2 separate regions of the Homo sapiens genome follow, and region 1 is linked to region 2. The links are chromatin contacts, found by Hi-C or POLR2A ChIA-PET in ENCODE. All regions are on one chromosome and are shown on one strand. Each heading gives the region's core, a stretch centred on a gene start or an enhancer-like site at or near the end of the contact. The rest is flanking DNA. Distances are from core to core; before and after follow the strand shown. Region 1 holds the start of ATP13A2 (ATPase cation transporting 13A2). Region 2 overlaps PADI2 (peptidyl arginine deiminase 2).

What was found. Hi-C counts contacts between places; a loop is a spot of excess contacts on that map. ChIA-PET counts read pairs that join two places held with the same protein, here RNA polymerase II (POLR2A). Pooled maps may share reads with other maps.
Region 1: a pooled map shows a loop between it and region 2 (2.7-fold over the local background). The contact joins the promoter of ATP13A2 here to the enhancer-like site in region 2. A Hi-C loop is called at or near these places in 1 of 168 maps with a recorded cell type or tissue (CD14-positive monocyte) and 2 of 50 pooled maps. POLR2A ChIA-PET finds 5 or more read pairs at or near these places in 3 of 52 experiments (B cell, T-cell and activated B cell).

Annotation. Positions count from the first base shown.
Region 1 is chr1:17,010,119-17,013,233 of GRCh38, forward strand. ATP13A2 (ATPase cation transporting 13A2) reads right to left here and starts at 1,810. Exons shown (of 29, transcript NM_022089.4): 1 at 1,611-1,810. The coding sequence starts at 1,620. RefSeq lists enhancers at 62-141, 905-954 and a silencer at 1,445-1,974.
Region 2 is chr1:17,074,102-17,077,232 of GRCh38, forward strand. PADI2 (peptidyl arginine deiminase 2) reads right to left here. Exons shown (of 16, transcript NM_007365.3): 12 at 1,578-1,722; 13 at 755-848. Among named protein-coding and RNA genes, the nearest start is that of SDHB, 22 kb to the left of the region's middle. Within about 2 kb of position 1,495, at least 2 of the 41 ENCODE cell types and tissues checked have a DNase peak (open chromatin) inside an H3K27ac peak, as active enhancers do; they include CD14-positive monocyte, where a contact is called at or near this core.

The DNA.
Region 1 (3,115 bases), core at 560-3,059, 64 kb before region 2:
CCAGGCTGGAGTGCAGTGGAGAGATCTCAGCTCACTGCACCCTCCACCTCCCAGGTTCAAGCAATTCTCCTGCCTCAGTTCCTGAAGTAGCTGAGACTACAGGCACATGCCACCACACTCAGCTAATTTTTGTATTTTTAGTAGAGACGGGGTTTCCCCATGTTGGCCAGACTGGTCTTGAACTCCTGACCTCAAGTAATCCGCCTGCCTCAGGCTCCCAAAGTGCTGGGATTACAGGCGTGAGCCACCACGCCTGGCCTGTCATTGCTCTTCTGATGAACAGCAGCTCCCATGGAGTGCTCACCATGCCCTGCGGAAGCCCTTCAGTGTGCTAACTCAATGAAGCTTCACACACAACCCTCTGGGGTAGTGACTATTATTATCCCCATTGTACACCTGGGGAAACTGAGGAACAGCATGTGAATCCCTTGTCCAGGGTCATAGAGCTTGAAAGGGGAGAAGCTGGAAATGAGTGTGTCTGAATGGGCACATTCTTTCCCACAGCCATTCCATGAAAAGTACAGATTAGGATTCCCATTTAAAACGAGGCCCAGAGGAGTAGATTGACAAGCACAAAGTCACACAGCTATGAGGGGCCAAGACTGGACTTGAACCTCGTCTGAGGTCACAGCTCGGGGCAGTGTCACCAGCACTGTGGATCAGAGGGGCTAGAGCCATTTGGGACCTCTTATTTCCTGCGGAAGCCTTGGCTTCCTGCTGGTGACCTGGCAGCGGCCCAGGGCGGCTGCCTCCTCCCTGGCTGTGGTTCCCGGCGGCGGGGAGCTCCTGTCTTCTGCCAGGCTGAGGCGGGAGTGTGTGTGAACCATCTTCCCATCTTTGGATCTGGATTCTAGGGGCTGTCTTTCCTCATTCCTTCCCCTCCCTCGCCGGGGGGTGCACTCTAGGCTGTGGGGCTGGGGGCTGAGTGACAGACACTGAGATGAGACCTTTCTGGATAGGGGAGGAGGACTGGCCCCATTCCCGGCAGGTGGGATTTAAATTAGACCCTGGAGGAGTGGGCGTAGGACATCTGGCCAGGGATGGGTTGCATGGAGGGTGTGGCCCTTGGCCCTGGGTGTGACGGGTTTTCTCTGGGGTCTGAGGCAGGAGGTCAGGAGTGGCGCTGTGGCCCAGGACATCTACCCAGGAAATGGAGTCCCGACTCCCCCAACGCCATTCATTCATTCATTCAGCCCAGAGGGGTTGCCCAGAGGCCCGAGGATGCAGCCGTCTCCCCCACCTGGACATCCGTCACTCGGGGTGGGATCCGATTAAGTGGGCGTGGGGTGGCCTCCCCGTCCCCGCACGGCCCCAGGACCCTCTTGCACAAGCGCCCGGCTTCCAATCCCGCGGCTGAGGGGTGCAGGGGAGGGGAGGGACCGGCTGCGAGCGGCGGCGCCATCCCCAGCCCCGGCGTCTCTGGGAAGAAACCGGGGCCGAGTCCCCGTCAAAAGGGAGGGGACGGGCCAGGATCCCCAACCAGGTCCCGCTTCCTGGGCTCGCGACCCCGCGGTGGGGGGCGTCGCCTCCCCTCTCCCTCCAAGGGGTGACGACAACTGGCGGGCCGGGGACCGCGCCGGGCTCGGGGCCGACCCGGACTCCGCACTCACCTGCGCTCATGCCGGCTCCTCGCGCTCATCGCCGGCCCCGGCGCTGCGGCCCTCGGCCTGGGCCCCGGCGTGCGCAAGGCCCTGGGCGGGGGCGCGGTCCGGACGGCCCGGGGCGAGGGGCGCTGGGCTAGCGCGGGGCTGGAGCAGGGCTGACGCGGGCGGGGCACCTGGGCCACCAGGCTCGGCGCGGCTCCGACACTGCCGCAGTCCCTCCGTGCGCGCCGCAAGCCCCGCCCGGCCCTCTGCGGCCCTCGCAGCGCCCGCGCCGGGGCTGCCGGGACTTGTAGTCCCCGCCTGCTCCTCCGCACACACCGGGGGCGGGGCGACCGGAGACACACACCTCACGGAGGTAGCCCCCGCCAGCACGTCCCAGTGGTTAGGGACTGTGCGTGCTGGTCCAGCTCTCCATGTCTTCCAGGCCGCGCGACCGTGAGCAAGTCACTGATCCTCTCTGGCCCTCTTTTCCCAACCTGTAGGATAGCAATGCCTGCTTCACAGAGAACTGCTGCGAGGATCACACAAGAAAATGCTTGTCAACTGGGCGTGGTGGCGCATGCCTGTAATCCCAGCTACTCGGAGACTAAGCCAGGAGAATCGCTTGAACCCAGGAGGCGGAGGTTGCTGTGAGCCGGGATCATGCCATTGCACTCCAGCATGGGCAAAAAGAGCGAAACTCTGTCTCAAAAAAAAAAAAAAAAGAAAATGCGTATCAAGCACTTGAGACAGTGCCTGGCGCTGCTTGATGAATGCAAAGAAGGAAGACACACCTGCCCAGAGATTCACAGGGTCAGATGTGGGCCCACAGAGACCCAGGGAGAGTCTGCCATGATGCACTGGAGGCCTTGAAATGCCAGAGAAAGAGAAGCCTCACAGCGTGACCTGCAGACACACCTGCACTGGGGGGATTCATGAAGACCCCTGAAAGGCACCAGAGATGTCTTACCTGCGTGCAGCATTTATCCTGCTACCCCATAGTGACCGGCACAGGCATAGTGTTCCCTGTCTCCAGGACCTCTGGACAGAGGAGCTCCAAAGGGGAGAGTGGATCTGTGAGATCCTAGGGCAAACAAGGGAAGGTTCACGTTAGGGCCAAGGATAGACGTGGGCAGGATCACTGGTCATTTGTCCAGTATGAATTTATGGAGTGCCAGCACCACTGTGGGAGCCAGGAACGTGAGAGTGAACAAAACAGAGATGCCCCTGTCCCTGCGGAGACTGCTGTCTACTGGGAAGTAGCCCTAGTCAAGGAAAGGAAAACTCCAACGATCCCTATTGTGGAAGGGGCTGGAAGGAGACACAGCTGTGATGGTGGTGAGGGTGTGGGTAGGGGATAGACCCCAGGAGGGAAAGCAGCACCTGATTCATAGCAAGATCCCAGTGAACATTTGGTACAGGAACACACGTTGGCAGGACTTGCTGGTGGATAGGATGTGGGGGTGCAGGAATGTGTGGAATTCAAGATGCTCCCCAGGGTTTTGGCCTGAGCAGCTGGGTGCCAGTGGAGC
Region 2 (3,131 bases), core at 245-2,744:
TATAGAGAGGCTGGGTGTGGTGGCTCATGCCTGTAATCCCAGCACTTTGGGAGGCTGAGGCGGGTGGATCACCTGAGGACAGGAGTTCAAGACCAGCCTGACCAACATGGTGAAGCCCAGTTTCTACTAAATAAAAAAAAATTAGCTGGGCATAGTGGTGCCTGCCTGTAATCCCAGCTACTTGGGAGGCTGAGGCAGGAGAATCGCTTGAACCTGGGAGGCGGAGGTTGTAGTGAGCCAAGATTTCACCATTGCACTCCAGCCTGGGCAATAAGAGCGAAACTCTGTCTCAAAAAAAAAAAAAAAAAGTATTATAAAAATGGGGCTCTCACTATGTTGCCCAGATTGGTCTCGAACTCCTGGACTCAAGTGATCCTCTTTCTTCAGCCTCCAAAGGTGTTGGAATTGTAGGCATGAGCCACCAGACCCAGCTGCATGTCAGTTTTCAACCATTTAACCCTCCACTGGGTCTGGTGCCATTTAAAGTATACGCTAGGGCTTGAAGATGCGCTATGCACTGCTGGTGACACTAAGGAGCTGTGGGCAGCTCACAGTCCACCCAGCCACAGCAAGGGTCACAGGAGGCCAGAGGTGCTTCCCAGCATGGCGACCTCACAAACCCCCGATCGGGCCAGACACCCAGGGAAGTGGAGCTGGGTGCTCAGGGACAAAGTGCTTATCTGCCCCACCCTCCCGAGGGTCTCTCTGGGGCCTCCAGCTCGCCACTTCCTGTCAAGGCCCTGTGGCCACTCACCTTTGAACATGATGGCCTCTCCATGGCCGTCCTTCTGCTTCTCTCGGAAGAGCTTGTAGCAGGCCGAGGTGCTGGCCATGAGTAGCAGGAATTTCTGCAAGAGACAGTCCAGAGGGACAGAGTCAGCAGTGGGAAGGCACCCAAGGAGCACGGGGAGGCCCTGCGCTGAGGACCCAGTGCCTTGCCTGCTCATTGCCTCAGGCCTCCCATGCCGAGTGGCAAAGGCTGACGGGGAGGGTGTTCTCTGCTTCAGAGGAATATTTCTCACCTTTCCTCTACCTCAGCAATGTCACCAGATCAAGGCTCAGAGTCAAAGGTGGACTTGGACAGGACATCTCCAAGTTGCCAAGCAGCCACACAATTTGCAGAGAATTTCCAGGGTATGAAGTTGTACCCATAAGAAAATGAAAGAACCTCTTTCCAGTGCCACAGGTGCATAACCTATTTCTCTCTAGAGCATTACCACCAACACAATAGCCACTAGCCTTATGTGACTATTGAACACTTGAGCTGTGGCTAGTCTGAATTTAGGTGTGTCATGTGAGTAAAATCTTTGCCAGATTTTGAAGATTTAGTATGAGAAAAGAATTTAAATCTCTCGTTAATAATTTTTAGGCTGATTATGTGTTGCAATGCTAACATTTTGGATTTATGGGGTTAAAATTTTACCTGCCACAGCAACAACATGCAAACCAGCTTCAGCCTACTTCCTCCTTCCTTTATGCTGTCGAGTTCCTCTAGCTCTTGCCCTCTGCTGGCAGGGGCGGGTAATATATTGGTTTGCTGCTACCCCATTCACTCCAGCCTCGGGAGGCTAGCTTACCTTTGTGCCGGGGATGGGGACAAAGGACATGAACTCATCCACGTGGCCCACAGTCAGCCAGTCTGAGTAGAGCTCCACGGGCGCCTGCACCTGCTGGGCCTTCAGGAAGTCACGCACCACCTTGGTCATCCTCCGACCACCAGACCTGGAGAAGGGAGGAAGAGGAGTTTCAGCAAATTACCCACCGCACCAGAGGGCCTGCAAGAGGAGTTTGGTCTCTGGGACCCACCTCGGACCCAGAGTGACATCAGCAGAGAAGTCCCAGGAAGGAGACTAGGTTGGGTTAAGAGACCCTGGCGCAGGCAGTAAGGCGTTTGAGTCCCAGGGGAAAGAGTAGGTGTGAGTTGCAGCTGCGGCCTGTGTGAAGGGCAGGGAGCCCAGGCTTCAGCCCTTGAGGGTGCCAGTGAGTGTGCAGAGGCTACCTTTTGTGTGCGGGAGTCCCACCTGGCCTGCTGGACGGGGCTAGGGCACAGGAGGGCTCCAAAATCTGCCCTCATCCATGTGCCTCTTTGCTACATTAACTTCTACTTACTTTAATCTTTTTTTTTTCCCCCGAGATGGAGTCTTGCTATGTTGCCCAGGCTGGAGTAGAGTGGCATGATCTTGGTTCACTGCAACCTCTGCCTCCCGGGTTCAAGCAATTCTCCTGCCTCAGCATCCTGAGTAGCTGGGACTACAGGCGTGTGCCACCACGCCCGGCTAATTTTTGCATTTTTAGTAGAGACAGGGTTTCACCATGTTGGCCAAGCTGGTCTTGAACTCCTGACCTCATGATCCGCCCTCCTTGGCCTCCCAAACTGCTGGGATTACAGGTGTGAGCCACTGTGCCTGGACTTACTTTAATCTTTAATCAGTTCAAGAGAAACCTCCTCCAGGAAGCCCTTCCTCATTTCTTTTTTTGTGTGTGTTTGTTTTTTGTATTTTGAGACAGAGTCTAACTCTGTCACCAGTGCAGTGGCATGATCTCAGCTCACTGCAATATCTCCCTCCCTGGTTCAAGCGATCCTCCTTCCTCAGCCTCCCAAGTAGCTGGGACTACAGGTGCCCACCACCCCGCCCAGCTAATTTTTTTGCATTTTTAGTAGAGATGGGGTTTTACCATGTCGGCCAGGATGGTCTCGATCTCTTGACTTCGTGATCTGCCCACCTCAGCTTTCCAAAGTGCTGGGATTACAGGTGTGAGCCACCGCTCCCGGCCAGCCCTTCCTCATTTCTAGACCCCCCAAGGTCTGCAATCTCTCCATTATCCTCCGAAGATAACCCTAGCTCCTTAGGGTGGCCAACAAATTCCTTTCTGATCTGGCTCCTGGCCAGCCCTCCTCCCTCGCTTCCCTCCCTTCCCCCGGTTCTGTCTGCTCCAGCCACCTGCTACACTTGCTATCCCTTGGGGCTTTTCCCTTTGCTGTTCCTTCTGTATGGAATGCGCTTCCTTTACAATCTCCTGATGGCTGCCTACTTCTTAACATCCAAGCCTCAACTCTAGTCACATCTTCAAAAAAACAACAGCTAAGGCACCCCTGTCCCCAGGAATGTTTTATCATGTCACCCTGTTTT